Linked DNA regions of Homo sapiens: regions 1 and 2 are each linked to region 3. Evidence: read pairs that join two places in POLR2A ChIA-PET (ENCODE). Cell type or tissue: IMR-90. All regions are shown on one strand. Links, peaks and the distances in the headings refer to the core of each region. The heading gives the core; the rest is flanking DNA.

Evidence for each region. ChIA-PET counts read pairs that join two places held together with the same protein. Peaks named below come from ENCODE experiments on the same cell type or tissue, not always from the same donor. Only the 100,000 strongest peaks of a DNase experiment are listed, where the experiment ranks them.
Region 1: POLR2A ChIA-PET joins it to region 3 with 5 read pairs; 2 of 35 experiments call an interaction of 5 or more read pairs at or near these places.
Region 2: POLR2A ChIA-PET joins it to region 3 with 5 read pairs; 2 of 35 experiments call an interaction of 5 or more read pairs at or near these places.

What each region holds. Positions count from the first base shown.
Region 1 is chr11:72,700,879-72,705,878 of GRCh38, forward strand. It overlaps ARAP1 (ArfGAP with RhoGAP domain, ankyrin repeat and PH domain 1), which reads right to left. Exons shown (of 35, transcript NM_001040118.3): 13 at 4,927-5,000; 14 at 3,274-3,456; 15 at 2,027-2,201; 16 at 771-905. ARAP1-AS2 (ARAP1 antisense RNA 2) reads left to right here. Exons shown (of 2, transcript NR_146780.1): 2 at 2,986-4,729. Among named protein-coding and RNA genes, the nearest start is that of ARAP1-AS2, 2.9 kb to the left of the region's middle. RefSeq lists a silencer at 142-241 and an enhancer at 3,173-4,009. In IMR-90, for the core only: a CTCF peak has its summit at 3,342 (motif pointing right); a DNase peak (open chromatin) is centred at 2,533; H3K27ac peaks cover 1,028 bases.
Region 2 is chr11:72,062,789-72,070,808 of GRCh38, forward strand. It overlaps NUMA1 (nuclear mitotic apparatus protein 1), which reads right to left. Exons shown (of 27, transcript NM_006185.4): 2 at 7,054-7,123. Among named protein-coding and RNA genes, the nearest start is that of MIR3165, 5.5 kb to the right of the region's middle. In IMR-90, for the core only: no CTCF peak of the experiment used is centred there; no DNase peak of the experiment used is centred there; H3K27ac peaks cover 319 bases.
Region 3 is chr11:72,590,115-72,595,114 of GRCh38, forward strand. It overlaps PDE2A (phosphodiesterase 2A), which reads right to left. Exons shown (of 31, transcript NM_002599.5): 7 at 1,183-1,242; 8 at 313-466; 9 at 78-130. Among named protein-coding and RNA genes, the nearest start is that of PDE2A-AS2, 8.0 kb to the left of the region's middle. In IMR-90, for the core only: no CTCF peak of the experiment used is centred there; no DNase peak of the experiment used is centred there; H3K27me3 peaks cover 5,000 bases.

The sequences.
Region 1 (5,000 bases), core at 1-5,000, 110 kb after region 3:
TCCCAGCTACTCGGGAGGCTGAGGCAGGAGAATTGCTTGAACCCGGGAGGCAGAGGTTGCGGTGAGCCAAGATCGCGCCATTGCACTCCAGCCTGGGCAACAAGAGCGAAACTCCATCTCAAAAGGGTAAAGGGAGAGATGGGGGGTGCTATTTTGCATAAGGTAGTCAGAGATGACATCTCTGCAGGAGTGATACTGAAACAGAGACCTGACGGAAGTGAGGGACTGGCCATGCAGATACCTGGGGGAATGCATTTCAGGCAGAGGGAACAGCACAGGCAAAGATCCTGGTAGGTGACGACGTGTCTGAGAAACAGTGAGGAGACCGGCAGAGTGATTAGGGGGGTGGTTCAGAGAGGTAATGGGGGTGGTGGCCAACTGTGCGGGCTCTTGTGGATTTTCTTCTGAGTTGGGGAGTGAATGGAAGGCTGAGATCAGATGGATAGGGCTTTCGTTCAGTCCTCAAACTCCCTACCAGCCACAGGCTCTTACTACCAGATGCTCAGCAGAGCCCATATCCAGTAGGGGCTCAATAAAGGCTCATTTAGTCCAAAGAAACTCTGGCACTGACCTGCTCTGCAGTGTCATGCACTACCCCCACTCCCACCAGGATCATTTAGGAAGTACCTACTGTGTACCACAGACTATATCCAGGAAGCCCTCTAGGGTGACTCTGCCAGAGTCCACCAGTCTGGCCAGCCCTGGCTTCCCTAGCCCTGCAGCCGTGACCAGATGCCATGGGCTAAAGCAGAGTCTGGGGTGGCACCCACCTTCCCGGGCCCGGCGGTCCTGTAGCAGCTTGCCGGCAGAGGCAGTCTTGTAGAGGAAGCCACTGTGGCTCACGGTCGGCAGGACAACTGAGTAGTGCTTTTCCAGGGGCTTCATCGAGTCCAGCCGAGGCACCTCTTTGTAGGCGGGGAAAGGATGGCAGGTCATGCTGGCCACCCAAGAGGGTGTCCCCACCTCACTCCCACCTGGCCTGGGCATTCAGGCTCACTTTCGAATCATCAGCCCCAGCTCCCTAACTGGCAGCCTCAAGCTCCCCCTCCTACCTGCAGGGTCTTGTCCAGGCTGTTTCTCCACCTCTCCCCACTTGTGGAAATTCACTCCACTCCCAAGGCCCAGTTCCAGCACCTCCCCTTCCAGGAAGCCTCCCTGATTCCTGCCCCACCCCACTCTCCAGGTTGGAGGCATAGGCCAGGCACACTGGCATGAGGGGGGCATTGGGCAAACTCAATAATAATCCCTGGAAAGAGGATTGTCCCAGACAGCGGGAAGCTCAAGGTGGCAGCCTGACTACAGCCCTGTTCCCCACGGTCAGCGCCGTGGGGGGGCGGTGATCTGTCCCCAAGCCCAAGCCAGTTGGGTGGTCTCCTGTGTCTCCCTGGACACCTGGGCTCTCTCCAGCCCAGTGTGCCCCGCCCACCCATGGCCCTGAGCCCAGAGCCCCAGCCATTGAGCTCCACCCTCAGTCCTGGGATGTGGCCCCAGAGTCCAGGCCTGGGCCACGAGCTGTGCTGCTCAGCCCACTGACCCCTCCTCACCCACCCCAAGAGGGAGCCAATGGTACCCAAACCAAGTTCAGGATTGAGCTCCACCCAAGCAGGGCAGTAGACAGGGCTGCCTAGGTGGGTGACCCACCCATGGAGAAATGTAACTCAGCACCCCTCACGCAGCAACACAGACACACTCTGCACACGCATGTACTCCAAAGCTCTCAGCATCCCCAGAAACACAAATCCGGGGGGCTCAGAGGCGCACAAACACCAGCACAGCTGCCAGCCATCCTGAGGGGCCCACACTGCAAGTCAGGGAAGTCATCAACAGTCACAGAGACACAGACACAGAGGAACATGCATACGTAGTACAAATACACACTGACATGCAAACCCAAGCACACCCCAGCTCACACATGATTTATCACAGGCCCTTGAGGAGCTGCGATCACGGCCTGAGAGCAGCAGGTAAATCAAACCCCACCAGGCACTGCACAGCCTGGTGGACCCCCACCCTCTGCCACGCTCACCTGTGGTCCGGTTGTTCCGAAGGAATTCCATCTGCAGCGTCTGCCCCGCCTGCTCTGCAAGAGCCAGGGGCGTGGGGGCCTCAGGGTCCCCCGAGAAGCAGTTGATCCCAGCCCCACAGCCCAGGAGCGCCTGGGTCTCAGCCAGGTCTGTGGTGGTGACTGCAGCACACAGGGCCTAGGAAGAGGCAGGGGAGGGTCAGCCCAAGAAGGAGTAGGGGGCCCACAAGGAAAGGGGCTACGGGGGAGGAGAGGAAAGAAAAGGAAGGAGTCACCCAGGCCTGGAGCAGTCCATCCTCAGACTGAAAGAGAGAATAGGAAGGAAGAAAGAGAGAAGGAGAGGGAAGAGAGAGGCCAAGGGGAGGAGGGGTGAGCAGGGGCTGCCTAGCAGAGGCCAGGGGATCCCAGCTGCCCGGGGCCTCACCCCTGCTGGCTGCCTGGACACAGCTGCCCAGTCAGCCAGAGCCTCCAGAGGATCTCAAGCTCCTTCTGCCTTGTGGAGGAGCCGGGGGGGGGGTGTGCTTTGTAGCTAATTCCTCCCACATTTGAATTCCTCACCGCCTGCCCAGCCCTCCCAACCAATGGGAGTTGCCGCCCTCCTGGCTTGCAGGCTAGACTGGGTTGGGCTGGGAGCAGGACGCCTGGGTCCCTGGGAGGTGGAGGCCTGACTCCCACCGGGCTTCTAGCTGGACTGAGTCTGCCTGGGAGGGGCGGTTTGGGGGAGGGGCTGAAGGCCAACCAGAGGTCACAAATGGCATACCCCTGCCTCGGAGCTGGCTGCCTCCCACTCAGGCAGAGCCAGATCAGGGCCTAAGACTTGGCTCCCAGCCTGTCAGGGCCTGGGGCCCATGCGGGGCCTCATCTTGAGTGGGGTGTGGATGGGGATGGGTCAGAGCAGCCCAGCTGTTTTTCATGAGCCTGACAGGAAATAGCATCCCCATCAAGTTCACTCTTTTTGGCAGGATTCAGAAGCAACCGGACGGGGTGCAGGAGACTGAGGAATTGGGAGAGAGACAGACAGATGCTGGGGATGTGCCCTTGGCCCAAGGGTCAGGCCTGGCTCCTCCCTGCATGGCCAGAACTTTTCACATGGCTTAGGCAGGGCCCTTCTGCCCTCCAAACATCAGTTTCCCCATATGCCAAGACATCTCCCTGAGCTGGTAGATGAGATGGGTTAAGACAGCATGAGGAACAGGGCAGCAGAAAGACGGGGGTGGTCCCAAGGGGCCCCAGAGCTGCAGTGCCCTGACCTTGTCCAGCTCCTCCTGGTTGCCAAAGAGCGGGTGGTAGCGGCGGTACTTGCCCTCACGGTACTTGGCCTCCAGGTGGCACCGCCGGGTGCTGGGGCTGCTGCTGGGCTGCAGGGCCTCACTGGGGGGCACGTTGGCTGCCCAGAAGCGGTTCCCAGCGCCATTCCCCAGCTGTAAGAAGAGCTGTGGGGGTGTGCAGGAGGTCAGACGGGCCAGCTGACAGCCAGGGGCCGTGCCGGGCAGAAACTTGGTTTCTGAGGTTGTTAGGAAAGGGGCTGGGAGAGCCAGGCCATCTGCCCACTTTCCCAATGGGGAAGGTGAGGACAGCCTGGCCTGCTGGTGGCTGGGGATGCTCCTGCCACCAGCACTGGGCTCTGAGCCTAGGTCTCAGGCTCAGTGACAGGACAGGGAGTCAGCAGACTGACAGGTGGATGCCTCAGGCCTTGCACCTGGTCCCAGGGGCCTTGCTGCTGCCCCACCCAGTTCCACATCTGGAGCTCTGCATTCCTGAGGCTGTGACAGCTGGGGATGGGTGCCTAACCTGTCAGCCAATGGGGTGGGCAGGGATTTTGGAAACCTCTCCTATCCCTGACATTCCTCTCTGGGCAAGAGGGATGGGGGTGGATTCTGGGTGAGTGCAGGGATCCAGCATTTGGTAATCAGTTCCTTCATTCGGCTCCTCATTCCACAGCCATTTCCTAGGCCCCCCACCTTGCCTCCTTGTCAGGTCCTGTATGGGGTGCTGGAGTCACAGCACAGAACAAAGCAGAAAAGTCCTTGCCACTACTGATTCACTCTGTGTCTTCCAGCAAGTTATTTTCTCTCCCTGGGCTTCAAGGCTGTAAACTGGTTATTCTAATCCTAACTCCTGGCTTGTTCTGAAAGTCAGTTAATTAACATATGCAAAGTCCTTAGCACTTATGTGCCAAACACACCGTGGGGAGGTGAGAAACGGATGTGACACTCCAAGTGTCTGGAGTCTGCAGCCTGGGTCTACCCTCCCATTGCAGGTTCTCCCCTATATCTACCACATATGGGTACCTGGGAGTTTCCAGTACAGGGGCATAAATGTACACGTGTGTGCACACACAGCACACATATATATACCCACTGGTACATGTGAGTTCACATGAAATGGAGGCTGAGGGCCTCTGAGGGGCTGTGCAAGGTAGGGGAGAAGGCCCTGGGTCAGCCAGAAGTGGGATGGAAAGAGGCAGGGATGGTGGTCAATATGCATTTACAGGGTAATCTCAGGCAGATTACAGCCCTGCCCAGGACCTCAGTTTACACATCTATTCAATGGATGACAGTGAAATTAGATCAGAAGTTAGCAAATTCTTTCTCTAAAGGGCGAAATAGTAATTATTTTCGGCTTTACAGAACACATACAGTCTCTGCTGCATTTTCTTCCTTTTTTTTTCTTTAAAAAAAAATAACACTTTACAACTATAAAAACATTCTTAGCTCACTGGCCAGTTTGCTGACTTTGCCAAAAATTGCTTTTCCGAAATCCCCACCCACTAGATTATCACAAAGGGTCTCTTCCAGCTCCAAGGTGCTGTGGTCACTGAGATAGGGAGGGGGCTGGGAGACCCAGACAGCTGTTGAATGGGGCAGACCCCAAGTATCGGTGGCAAGCAGGGGCATCCCCACCTCGATAAGTGTTTCTGTCCACACCTTCCTGTCCATCTTCAGGCTCCGCACCTTGGAGACGCCAGCGCCCAGGC
Region 2 (8,020 bases), core at 1,154-6,153, 530 kb before region 3:
GGCAATACAAATCAAAATTAATGCCTATAATCCTAGCACTTTGGGAGGCCAAGGTGGGCGGATCACCTGAGGTCAAGAGTTTGAAACCAGCCTGACCAACATGGAGAAACCCGTCTTAAAAAAATACAAAATTAGCTGGGCGTGGTGGCACATGCCTGTCATCCTAGCTACTCGGGAGGCTGAGGCAGGAGAATCACTTGAACCTGGAACAGGTGGAGGTTGCAGTGAGCTGAGATTGTGCCATTGCACTCCAGCCTGGGCAACAAGAGCGAAACTCCATCTCAAAAACAAAACAAAACCTTGATATTTGGGCCAGGTGTGGTGGTGGCACATGCCCAAAATCCCAGCACTTTGGGAGGCTGAGGTGAAAGGATTGCTTGAGCCCAGGAGTTCAAGACCAGCCTGGGCAACATAGTGAGACCTCATCTCTACAAAAAATAAAAAATTAGCCAGGCATGGTGGTGCACACCTGTGGTCCCAGTTACTCGGGAGGCTGATGTGAGAGGATCACTTGAACCCTGAAAGGTTGAGGCTGTGGTGAGCTGTGATCATACCACTGCACTCTAGCCTGGGTGACAGAGTGAGACCCTGTCTCAAAACAAAGAAACAAAGAAACAAAAATGTTCATATTTGGCTGGGTATGGTGGCTCACACCTGCACTTTGAGAGGCCGAGGCAGGATGATCTCTTGAAGTCAGGAGTTCAAGACCAGCAATCTTCTCGCCTCAGCCTCCCAAAGTGCTGGTGCTAGGATGATGGGTGTGAGCCACTGCACCCAGCCTAAGATAGTAAATTTTGTTACATACATCTTACCAAAACTCAAAAAAAAAAAAAAAAAAAAAAAGCTGGCTGGGTACAATGGTTGAAGCCTGTCATCCCAGCACTTTGGGAGGCCAAGGTAGGAGGATTGCTTGAGCCCAGGAGTTCAAGACCAGCCTGGGCAACACAGTGAGACCATGTCTCTACAAAAAATTTAAAAATTAGCCAGGTGTGGTGGCATACACCTATAGTCCCAGCTACTCAGGAGGCTAAGGTGGGAGGATCACTTGAGTCTGAGCCTGGGAGGCTGAAGCCATAATAAGCTGTGATCATACCACTGCACTCTAGCCTGGGCAACAGAGTGAGATCTTGTGTCAAAAAAAAAAAAAAAAGAAACAAAAAGAATTAAAAAAAAAAAAATCTCATGTTCTTTCATCAAATAATTCCAATCACAGAAATAAAAGTTTAGGAAATAATCTGAAATACAAAGATATATGGACATTAATAGAATTATTTATCATTCTGAAAAACTGAAGGAAAACTAAATATCTAACAATAACTTAAATTATGGCAAGAATATACATATGATGAAATCTTATGCAGTCACTTAAAATGTTTTAAATAAGTTTGGCTGGGTACAGTGGCTCACGTCTATAATTCCAGCACTTTGGAAGGCTGAGGTGGGATGATTGCTTAAGCCCAGGAGTTCAAGACCAGCCTGGGCAACATAGTAGACTCCACTTCTACAAAAAATAAAAATAAAAAAAATAGCTGGGCATGATGGCATGCGCCTGTAGTTCAGCTACTTGGGAAGCTAAAGCGGGAAGATCACTTGAGCCCAGGAGGTCAAGGCTGCAGTGAGCTAGGATTGCAACTGTACCACTGCACTCCAGCCTGAGTGACAGAGCAAGGCCCCGTCTCTGGGGAAAAAAAAAAAAGTTTTAAATAATTTTAATGACATGGGGAAATACTCAAGAAATGTTGAATTTTAAAAGCAGGATATAGGCTGGGTGCAGTGGCATATGCCTGTAATCCCAGCCCTTTGGGAGGCCAAGGCAGGTGAATCGCTTGGGCTCAGGAGTTCAAGACCAGCCTGGGCAACATGGTGAAACCCTGCCTCTACAAAAAATACAAAAATTAGCCGGGCATGGTGGCATGCACCTGTAGTCCTAGCTATTTGGGAGGCTGAGGTAGGAGGATTGCTTGAGCCCAGAAGGTTGAGGCTGCAGTGAGCTGTGATCGTACCACTGCACTGAAGCCTGGGTGAGAGAGTGAGACCCTGTCTCAAAACAAACAAACAAAAAAAAGGCAGGATAAAACTATTATGGTATGGCCCCATTTTTGAAACTATATATACAAATATTTATAGACAGATAGATATATCATATACATATTTATCCCTCTCCCCACATACTTGTGAGTTTGTATATGTGTATGTATACGTGTAAGGAAGTATACCAAATAATGTTCATTTCTGAGTTGTGGAATTATGGGTGCCTTTTACTTTCCCCCTTAACACATTATTTTTCATGTTTTCTAAATAGTACCATCATATACAATTAGGAAAAAATTACTTTCATATTGTTTAATCTAGTAATCTATTTGTAGATATGTATCATAAGAAAATAACCAAAAACGTAGACAAAAACTTATGCATAATAATGTTCATATAAAGATACACAGAAAACTATTAATAAATAATGGTTACTTCTGCAGGGCAGAATTAGGGTAAAGACTTATTTGGGGACTTATTTGTTATATCTATTACAAAAATGATTTGAAAAAAATTCCATTATTATTTGAAAAAACCTGAAAGCATATAAAAATCCTATATGATAGACTATTATGCAGCCACTACAAATATTTATGAAGAGTATATATAAATTTATATAATGAAAAAATGGTAAATGGGGAAAAAAGCAGAATATAAAATTTTAGGTAATATATGATCTGGAAATTGCAAAACCAGAAATATACAAGCACAAAATACTGAAAGAAAATAGGCTAAAATAAGAACAGTAGTTTTCTCCAGATAGTGGGATTACGGGTGATTTCAGTTTTCTTCCTTATACTTCTCTGCGTTTTTCACATATCCTAGAATGAATATATACTATTTTTCAATCAGGCTTAAAAAATGTTTTTGGTTTCTGCCCTATAATGAAAAGCCTGCTCCTTGTGTGAAATTTTATCCACAAAGGATTATCAGTAGTAAGCAACCCACTAGCAAGAAGACTGTTCATAATGTATATGCCTAAGAAAATCATCTTTGGTGGGTCAGTGAGCTCAGTTTAAAGGGACACAGCTCTGACCACTTCCTGCCTTCTTGCTTTTGGAGTTGTTTTAGTAAATATAACTGAGGAATCAAGTTCTCAAACATGAGATGCCTGACAAACTTAATACTGTACTGTAAGAACCAGGACCACCACCTTCTCTCAACCTAACCTCTAAGACTTTACACTTAAGAATAGACAAGACCGGGCCGGGCGTGGTGGCTCATGCCTGTAATCCCAGCACTTTGGGAGGCCGAGGTGGGCGGATTACCTGAGGTCAGGAGTTTGAGACCAGCCTGACCAACATGGAGAAACCCCATCTCTACTAAAAATACAAAAATTAGCCGGGCGTGGTGGCACATGCCTGTATTCCCAGCTACTCGGGAGGCTGAGGCAGGAGAATCGCTTGAACCCAGGAGGCGGGGGTTGCGGTGAGCCGAGATCACGCCTATAGCCTGGGCAACAAGAGCGAAACTCTGCTCAAGAAAAAAAAAAAAAAAGAATAGACAGGACCTAAATAACATAGATTGGGTCATGTTAGTCTGTAAATCAAAAACACTTAACAGCTAATTACATGAAGAATAAAATCCAAATTTCTTAGCATAACGCTTAAGGTTCTCTAAGATCCAACCCTCAAATTTCCTTCCCAGCCTCATCTTCAGTTCATTCCCTAAAATATCCTCTACCTCAGGCACATTTTCCCCATACATGCCAGGCATTTTCCAAGCTGTGTGCCTTTGCCCATGGTGTGACCTCCATTAAATGCCCTGTCTCCTAAACCTACTGAACTCCTATTCTTCCTTTACAACCTGGCTCAAATGCCTTCTCCCAAACTCTCCTTATCGCCCCCACCATCAGGAACAATTGTTCTTTCCTCTATGTGCTCCCATATTGCTTGTTCCTCTACAAACTTAATTACAATCCTCCCTGGGTGGATGCTAGCTGTAATACTTGTTTCATTTTACTAAACTCCTGGAGGGCAGAAACCATTTTAAAATCATTTCCACTCCAGCACACTGCTTGCACACAGTAGGTACTAAATATGCTGCCTGAGTAAATGACAGCCAATTGGCCCTTATCTGAATTCTTTCAGTGGTACAGCCAGGGATGGCAAATTGTCAAAGCTAGTCCCTCTAATTGCAAGTTATACATATAGCATGAGTGACCAGCAGAAAATGCCAAGGGCCTGCCACTTTAAGAGGACTGGCAAGATGACTATGTTTACACAATCCTAATTAAAACTAAAGGGCAATGAGGGAAAGAAGAGAAATAGGGAGATTAAGAGGTGTGGATTCTACAGGTCACCTCCTCTTCTTAGTGAGCTTGCTAGGCACTAGGCTGGAAGATCTGAGCTACAAAGTAGCCTATTTTATCTTTGGGGTAGCCTGTAGGATCTAAGTATTGAAAAGCAACTAATTAGGCCACTTTGTCCTCCAGCAACTGGCCCTGCTCTTGGGCATTAACTTCCAACTGGTACACAAGGCTTTTTCTCTAAATGAATCCCACTGTACCAATCACTAGGAGAATCCCTTTAAAAAAGGCTTGAAATTAATAACAGCAGGAAACAAAGTCTCTCAATCCTCTGAATCACAATATCCACACTGTCCATTTTGATGAAATTCACCCCCACCTCCTTCAAACAATAGGTCCTACCAAGGAATGACTTCTCTCAGGACCAACATGTCCTGTGATTGTTTTTCTGGAGCAAGCTTCCAGTGCCTGCTTCTCATTAAATAGCTACTTAATGTCTGATCACCCAGCTGTGACTATAAGTAGAGAGTAAAGTAACTATAATTTAGGAAGTAAAAAAGAAATTCCACTCCTACCCCAAGTCCAGTAGTCAAACAGCTTAGAATAGACATTTCCCTACCTCAAACCTTCTTAGGCTTATCCAATTTTCAGATCTAGAATTTTTAGCATCTCTTAACTCTTTCAATATAAAAATGAGGAAAACAATGTTTAGAGTAAGAAAGAGAATTGCAAATGATTATACAGTAACTTAGTCACAGAATCTTTTGACCAGGCTGTCTAACACCTCATTTAACTGATGAGTTTTCAAGACCACTGTTTCCAGGAACAGGTTACAGGGCACTACAATATAATCAGCTTAATTTGCATATATTCAAGATAACAGCCCCTAGGCTTGACCCCTTCACCATCTTCCTGCCTACCTTTTTTCAAACCCACAACTGCTAACAACAACAAAAAAATCAATGTAGTGATTTAATACATCATTTCTGCCTAAAAAAAGACTGGAGCTACCAAACCATCTGCTTCAGCCTCACCACCTGGGATTCATCTTGATTGATTTGGGTGTGTTGGTGGGCAGTGGCTGCCACAGCCTGAAGAACTCTTCCAACTCTTTCTGGGGGTCTTCTGGAGATGGGACTGCAATGGCTCCTCAGCTGCAGTTTCCTATAGAGCAACATGTTGAAACACACTTGTTCCCTCAACACACTTGTGTTTCAGCCCTCAACACACTTGTGATTTGGGAGGAGTACCAGGAGAAAGACCAGTTTTTGGCAGGGCGCGGTGGCTCACGCCTGTAATCCTAGCACTTTGGGCGGCCAAGGCGGGTGGATCGCTTGAGGTCAGGAGTTCAAGACCAGCCTGACCAACATGGTGAAACCCTGTCTCTACTAAAAATACAAAAAATTAGCTGGGCATGGTGGCACATGCCTGTAATCATAGCTACTAGGGAGGCTGAGGCAGGAGAATCGCTTGAACCCGAGAGGTGGAGGTTGCAGTGAGCTGAGATCCCGCCATTGCACTCCAGTCTGGGTGACAGAGAGAGACCCTGTCTGGAAAAAAAAAAGAAAAGAAAGGCCAGTTTTCTCCATTATCTAGTCACCCCAACCTATAAGCAAGCATATGCACAGTCACTATAAAGGAAAGTGACTTGTTTTCCAGCAGACATTTCTAATCTTATTAAATCAAATGAAAACTGCAATCAAAATACTCTCCTTAGGAAGTTATTTACTTATTCTAACAAAACACTTCTTTGGGAGCTGCCTTTAAAGTCTACTCCATGTGAGACAAACAGAAAAATTCGGTGTTACTGTTTTATAGTCACACCTCATCCTTCACCAAAAAAGGTATTGCCTTGCATGAATCTTTGGCTCACGGCATCTTCTGGCTGTTTCTAAAAATTGAATCCACCAAGCTAAGAGTAAAGATTTGCTACCTCTGAGGATATTCAAAAGATTGGCTCAGAGGCAGTCTGAGGCAATGACACCATCACCAAAGGAAATCTAAAGGCTGAGAACACAATTACTTTGAAGGGGTCAAACTTAAAAACATTCTAATTGCCCCATAATTACAATCAAGGGGGCAAGACATGTACAATATCTGTCACATTTGTTCAACTATTATATCACTTTATAATTACACATTATATAATGATAAATTTTGGCCCTGGAAGAAATCTTCAAGATCATATAATCCTAACTGTCCCTTTTTACATATGAGAAAAGTTCAGTCCATTGAGGTTAGGCAATTTGTCCCTGGTCACACATCTGGTTAGCAACAGTCAGGATGAGAAACCCAGACACCCAAACTCCCAGCATAATGCACCCACACATACTTATGTATACAGCTCCTCCTCCCCTGCTTCTCACTTCCTTCACTCCCCTGATCAAAAGGGACAGAAATAACTTGGGACACTAAAGCACACCAAGAATGGTTCTGAAACCCAGTAGCAGAGAAATGATGGCTTAAAAACCAGGACTTCTCTGCAGTGGCCTCAATGGCCAATGTTTAGTGTCTGGCTCACAAGAGTTCTGGGCAATCTACCTCAGAGCAAGGGCCAATGAAAACCTCTGGACACCACCCTCCCACAGTTAGAAAAATATCTTTATTAAACCTCTCTGCTCTCCTCCTACAGTAACCTGTTTGCCTCAAATAATTGAAAGACAAAGACAATCACTTTGAAGAATCTGGGTCAGGGAAAAAGTAAATGGTAGAGATCCTGCTCAGGACAAAGCTGACCTATGAAAAACTAGAGGGCAGAAACCATTTTGACTTACCTCCTGGTGGAAGCCTCCACACACTAGAACAGGGTGATCTCCAGCAGTCTGGCTTAGAATTAGTTTCCACCTAGGGAAGGGGCAAAGGGACAGGAATGATTATTCATTCCCCTAACCCACCCACTCTTAGTGAGCTCAGCCTCACATTATCCTGGGCAACCCCAGCGTTCTGTGGATCAGACAGCAAGCAGAAGGGAAGCCATGCAGGCCAGGTCAACGGGGTGAGTCAGTGGCAGAGCAGGAAGAGTCACTGGGGCAGAAATTCTGGCCTTCTGTGGCAAGACTGCCAAGCCACACCCACACTTGGTCAGCACTGTGAAGGCCCTGCCCTGTTAGGATTTCAGTCTTTAAGCCAGAAAACTTCTTCCTCAGGAGGCCCCACACCACTCTCATTTTCAAGTGTCTCTCCTCCTGCTCAAAAATCTTCCAGTTTTCTTCTCCCTAAAGCATCATATCTAAATTCTTTGGCTTAACTTTCCAAATCCTCCATTATATGGCCTCAAGTCATTTATTCAACCTTATTTCCCACTATTCTACAGAATATACTCTGAATTGATCAAGCCAGTCTTCCCACTTCTCTCTGCGTGAGCCAAGCCTTTTCTCATTTCCCTGCTTTCAATTATCCAGGAGTGGTAAATTCAAACATCTTCAGGGGTCAGGCAGGTAACAGAAACAAATTATCCAGGCAAGGCCCAGTGGCTCACAGCGGTAATCCCAGCACTTTGGGAAGCCAAGGTGGGCAGATCGCTTGAGCTCAGGAGTTCCAGACCAACCTGGGCAACATAGTAAAACTCCGTCTCTACAAAAATACAAAAAATTAGCTAGGTGTGGTGGAGTGTGCCTGGGTCCCACCCACTTGGGAGGCTGCAGTGAGCTGAGACCGTGCCACTGGACTCCAGCCTGGGCAACAGAGCGAAACCACGTATCCAAACAAAACAAAATGAATGATCCAGTGGGGCACATGGCA
Region 3 (5,000 bases), core at 1-5,000:
ATGGAGGGCTCAAGGGGAAGTTGGTCCCCGGAGGGAGACAGGACGGGGAGGTGGCCGGCAGGGGCGCAGGGACTCACGTATTGGAGCACTTTGAGCTGCAGGGAAGAGGCATCCAGGTCGTAGAGTTCCCCTGCAAGGGCCAGGCGCCGGTCAGAGAGAGGGCCCCTCCGCACCTCCGTGTCCGGGTCCCTCAGGCGCCGCTCAGCTCCGCGCCGGGCCCGCCGCCGGCTCCCGGGATCGCCTAACCCGCCCACCTCCCCTCCAAGTTCTGCCCGGCCCCGCCCTCGTGACCTGTCCAGGCCGGGCCCTCACCGCACAGTTGGAGGATCTTGCGGTCGCGGTCGGTGTACGCCGCCCCGCCCTTCTGGTCTTCCGCCGTCCCCTCCGGGGGGTTCTGGACGGCTCGGGGAGCCTCCCTGGGCCCGCGCTGCTGCAGGACCTGCACCCTCCGCAGGGCGACCAGGGTCTGGGGCAGGCCGAGCGGTTAGCGCGCCGCTCGCCCCAAGCTCGCTGCGCTTGCTGCAGCGGGATTCCTGCCTTTGCTCCCGCCGTTCCCTCTGCCTGCCGGGCCCAGGGACCCCGCCGCCGTCCCAAACACCTCATCCCTGGACTCTACCTTCCTGAGGGCTCCCCCGGGGGCTCCCACAGCCCCTGGAGCGTCCGGCGGTCCAGGAACAGGAGGGTACAGGGTCTATCTCCATCCCTAGCCCCTAGATTCTTCCAAGACAAGATGTCAGATTTCTGTCTCCAGCCCCCTCAGGAAGTCGTAAGTCCTTGTTAAAGTCACAAAATCATAAAGTCTCAGGCATGAAAGAGCCTCAGTATCATTATGTGGAGGGTTCTTTCTAAGTACAGATGCTCCTGGACTTAGGATAGGGTTGCTTCCCCATAAATCCATCAAAAAGTCGAAAATTGTAAGTTGGCAACCGTGTGTATTTACAAGATATTTGACCAGTTTTGTTTCACCACTGCCCTAGGTCAGTCGGTGCTATCATTATCCCCATTTTCAGGTGTGAAACTGAGGCCCAGAGACGTTTAGTGACTTGCTCAAGGTCACACAGCTCAAAAGCAGCAAAGCCGAAGCTGAAACCCAGGTCTGTCCAGCTCCCTGGCCAGGCCATCTTCCCACCAGCTGTGATAAGGGTCTTCAGCCTCATTGCACATGGCCCCACTCCCACTCACATGCTTCTCCACCGCCTGCAGGCTCCATTCCTCATTATCACTCAGCTGGCCACAGTGCACCTGGAGGGATGGGAGAAGGGAACTAGCTGTGACCTCTCTCAGTGTCTGTCTCTGCCAGAGTGCCCTCCCCATGCGCAGCACACACTGGTCCCCACCAACACATACACACTCCAGTCTGTGGGCCTCAGTGATAACCCCATCTTTCTGACCACTCAGACAGCTCCAGGAAAATCCCTCCTGTAGGAAGTCTCCTAGGACTAACCTAAGGACGTGAAACTTTTTTGTCTCTGCCTTTTCAATCACTGTCTCATCAAGAGCACAGTCCGGGTGTATGGTTCAGGGGATGGAGGGACCTTAGACCCCTTTTTAGCTCACAGATTATGGAGCGCTGCAGGTCCTGATTTTAGAATTGGTGGTATTAGCCTCAGCCTCCCGGCTCTATCCTGTCTGAGTTAGGGTTTGAGCTGCCCCTAAGTCTTGGATAAAGGAATGGGCTCAGTATGATGCACCTGCCATGGTGAGGATGGACGGGTGAATGAATAAATGGATAAATGGGTTCGTGAAGTGCTTTGCCTTACATGTGATTCTCACCACTGTGATGCAAGCCTCCACCTGGCAGGCAAGCCATGGCCAGAAAAGTGGAGTGACTTGCCCAAAATCACATAGCAGAAAGTGGCAGAGTGAAGACAGCACCACCCACTCCCTCCCGTTCTCTGCCCACACCTTCCCCCCTCTAGATCCACTCTCTCCACCACCCCCATCATCCTGTCCCTCTCCAAGCTCCCTGTGCCAGTCACCAGGGAACTCAGCCCATCTTTCATACTCTGTGAAGTCCCTTCCCCCACTCCTACTTGGGTGCTTGTCGAGGAAAATGAGAGACGGTGGGGAGGGAGGGTGGCAGCCTAGGGACCCACTACAGGCCCTGCCAGCAAGGCTCCCCACCTGCGTCACTAGCTTCCGGAGCTTACTCAAAGCTGCTCACCACCTGCAGAGCTCCCCACAGCGCCTGCACTGGGGGCTCCTCCTTCCTCCTCCCTCCCCAGTCAGCAGCCAATGCCTGCCTCAGCTCTGGGTCTCCTGCCAGGAGCAGATGGGGAGGAGGAGACCAGCAGGTTCTCGGGAAGCTCACAGTCTGTCTGGGGTGGGACGAGTGGGGAGACATGACTGGGAGGAGGTGTGGAGCCTCATACCTGAGGAAGGAGAGAGAAAACTAGGTGGGTAGCTCAGAGGGGAGGACATTTGGAAGGCTTCCTGAATTGGCATGGGGAGGACAAGTAGACCTTGAAGAGACCAGGACACTGGCGGTAGGTGGTGCGGGGAGATGAGGATCCAGGTAGGGGTGTGGTCCATGGTACCACAGAAGGAAGGGCCTTGAGTGCCAGGCTAAGAAGTTAGACTTTAGCCTGAGAGTACTGGGGAGCCATGGCAGACTTTAGCATCTGAGGGCCACTGTCTGTGGGGTGTAGGGTGAATTTGAGGGAGGGAGATTGGAGGCAGGAAGACCTGGAAGAGACCTGGGCTGTCAAGGATGGTGTTTAAACTTAAGCTCTGGATGAGGCTCAATCTGTGACTCCTACAGGACAGCGGGGGCGGGAGGGAGGAGAAGCTGGGGCTATGGTTCATTTGCATATGGCTTATATAAATATGTTGGCATTTTACTGTTAGCACATGGAGGAGGACGTGGTTCTTGTTCCTTCCACCTGGTCCCATCTCTCAAGAATAGAGAAGGCTGGGACCCCTCTAAGGCTGTGGGGGCAACCAGTTCTCGGGCTGCCTTGGCCTACTTGCACCCAGCATGTGCACAAACACACACACCTACACTCTCATGAAGAACGTCAGGCCCTCACACACATGCACTTACACTCAATCTCCCATGGAGGTGGTACACACACACACACACACACGGTGCAGTCACAGACACAAAGACATCCACACACCCACCCTTACAGTGTCCACAGCATCCCCACAGGCACATTCATGCCTGTACACAGGAAATAGTTCACTTACCCAAAAGCCATGCACATGCACCTGGCGCCCCCATACACAAACACACACAATCACCCCCACACACTCATGGCTTTTTGTTCGCCAACAGGAACACACACTTACACCTGCTCTTGCTAATCAGGGCAAGTGTCTGGGACCCAGTGGGAACACTCAACATTGGGCACTGTGGCTGTAAGAGAGGGTTAAAACCCAGCACAGCCCCCAGGTCCCCACCCTAACCAAGTTCAAAATGGTTAATGGCATGAACACCCCATCCCCGTGCAGGGAGCTGGTGTGGCTGGTGCAGCTGGGGGAAGAGTGGGCACAAATCAGGCATCAAATGCCAGAGACCAAGGGCTGCCACTCCTCAAAGGGACTTATTATCCCAGGATTAAGGAACAGAGCCAAAGACTTTCCACACAAAAAATTTGCAATCAAGGTGCTTTGAGCAGTGAGCTGTAAAGGCCCAGAAGTCAGCCACACAGCCCTGCACCTGGCCAGCATATTCCTCAGAGAGCCCTCGCTGATGGCGTCGCCACTGGACCCCAGCATTCCTTTGCAGGACTCCCTCGAGGGGTTTCCTTGCTAGCACTTGCCATCACGTGTGATCCTATCCTTATTTTGCTCACTTGTTTTGCAGTATTTTTGTTATTTTTATTGTCTTTAGAGATGGAGTCGCACTCTATTCTCCAGGCCAGATTCAAACTCCTGAGCTCAAGGAATACTCCCAAGTAGCTGGGGTTATGCTCACTTTAGTGCTTCTCACCACCAACCCTCCAGACCATATGGTCTGTGAAGGCAGGGCCTGTCTAATCTGTCTTGGTCACTTCTGTGTTCCCAGCACCTAGCACTCCATGCCTGACATACAGTGGGTACTCAAGAAATAGTTGTTCAACTGATGGATGAGGGGGTGGATGGGTAGGTGGATCAGTGGATGAATACTAAGAGCAGAGACTGAGAGAGGGGAATGGGGCTTGTCCAGGAAGGAGCTGGTGACTCGGCCTTCCCAAAAGATCAACCGACCCTGTGGCTCTCCATCTTCCTTCTGCACCCTCTGCCCTCAGGATCTGGCAGCAGCTGGGAAGTCTGGGGCTGCCTGTGCTACCTCTGGGAGGCAGTGAGATCCTGTGAGCCAGGGTGCATCTGTCAGACATGTATGCCTTGGGGAGGGGGCATCCTAGGGAAGTGCATTTACACATGAGTGGGAAGGTGCAGGCTTAGAGGAGAGGCAGATGTGAATAATCTAAACACCTTTCAAGAGTTCTTCCCTGCCCAGGGTATTTGAGGAGGTGAAGGGACGGTTGTTGAAAACTCCTGGCAGCCAGAGCCCAGCTGGCTAGCATCCTGCTCAACAGCATGCACCCCTACTTCAGCTTCCCCAGGACCACACTCTCCCCTCAGCACACCACCCCTTCCCCCGGCCTCCTTCCTGCCTTGCTCACATTCCTCCTCTGCCTAGAATCCCCTTTCCCTTCTTCCCTGCCTGTGGACCTCCTACCTGTGCCCCAAGGCCCCACACAAATGCTTTCTCTGTGATGAGGTACCACTTGCTGCTCCAGGCTTTGCCACCAGAACACCTGCTGGCAACAGTATTTCATCTGGCCTGTGGTGGGGAGGGTGTCCCTGCCTTCCCCCAGACTGAGAGCTCCCTGAAGGCAGAGTCGGCTCCAGCACCCAGCCTGCCGCAGGACCAGACCAGAGTTCTACTGGGTGAGTTAAGTGTAAGTGATCTGATCCCACCAGCGTCCCTGAGACACACACACACACACACACACACACACACACATTGGCCTCTGGCCCAGCCTGAGCCAAGGTGAGCAGCGGCCATGGCA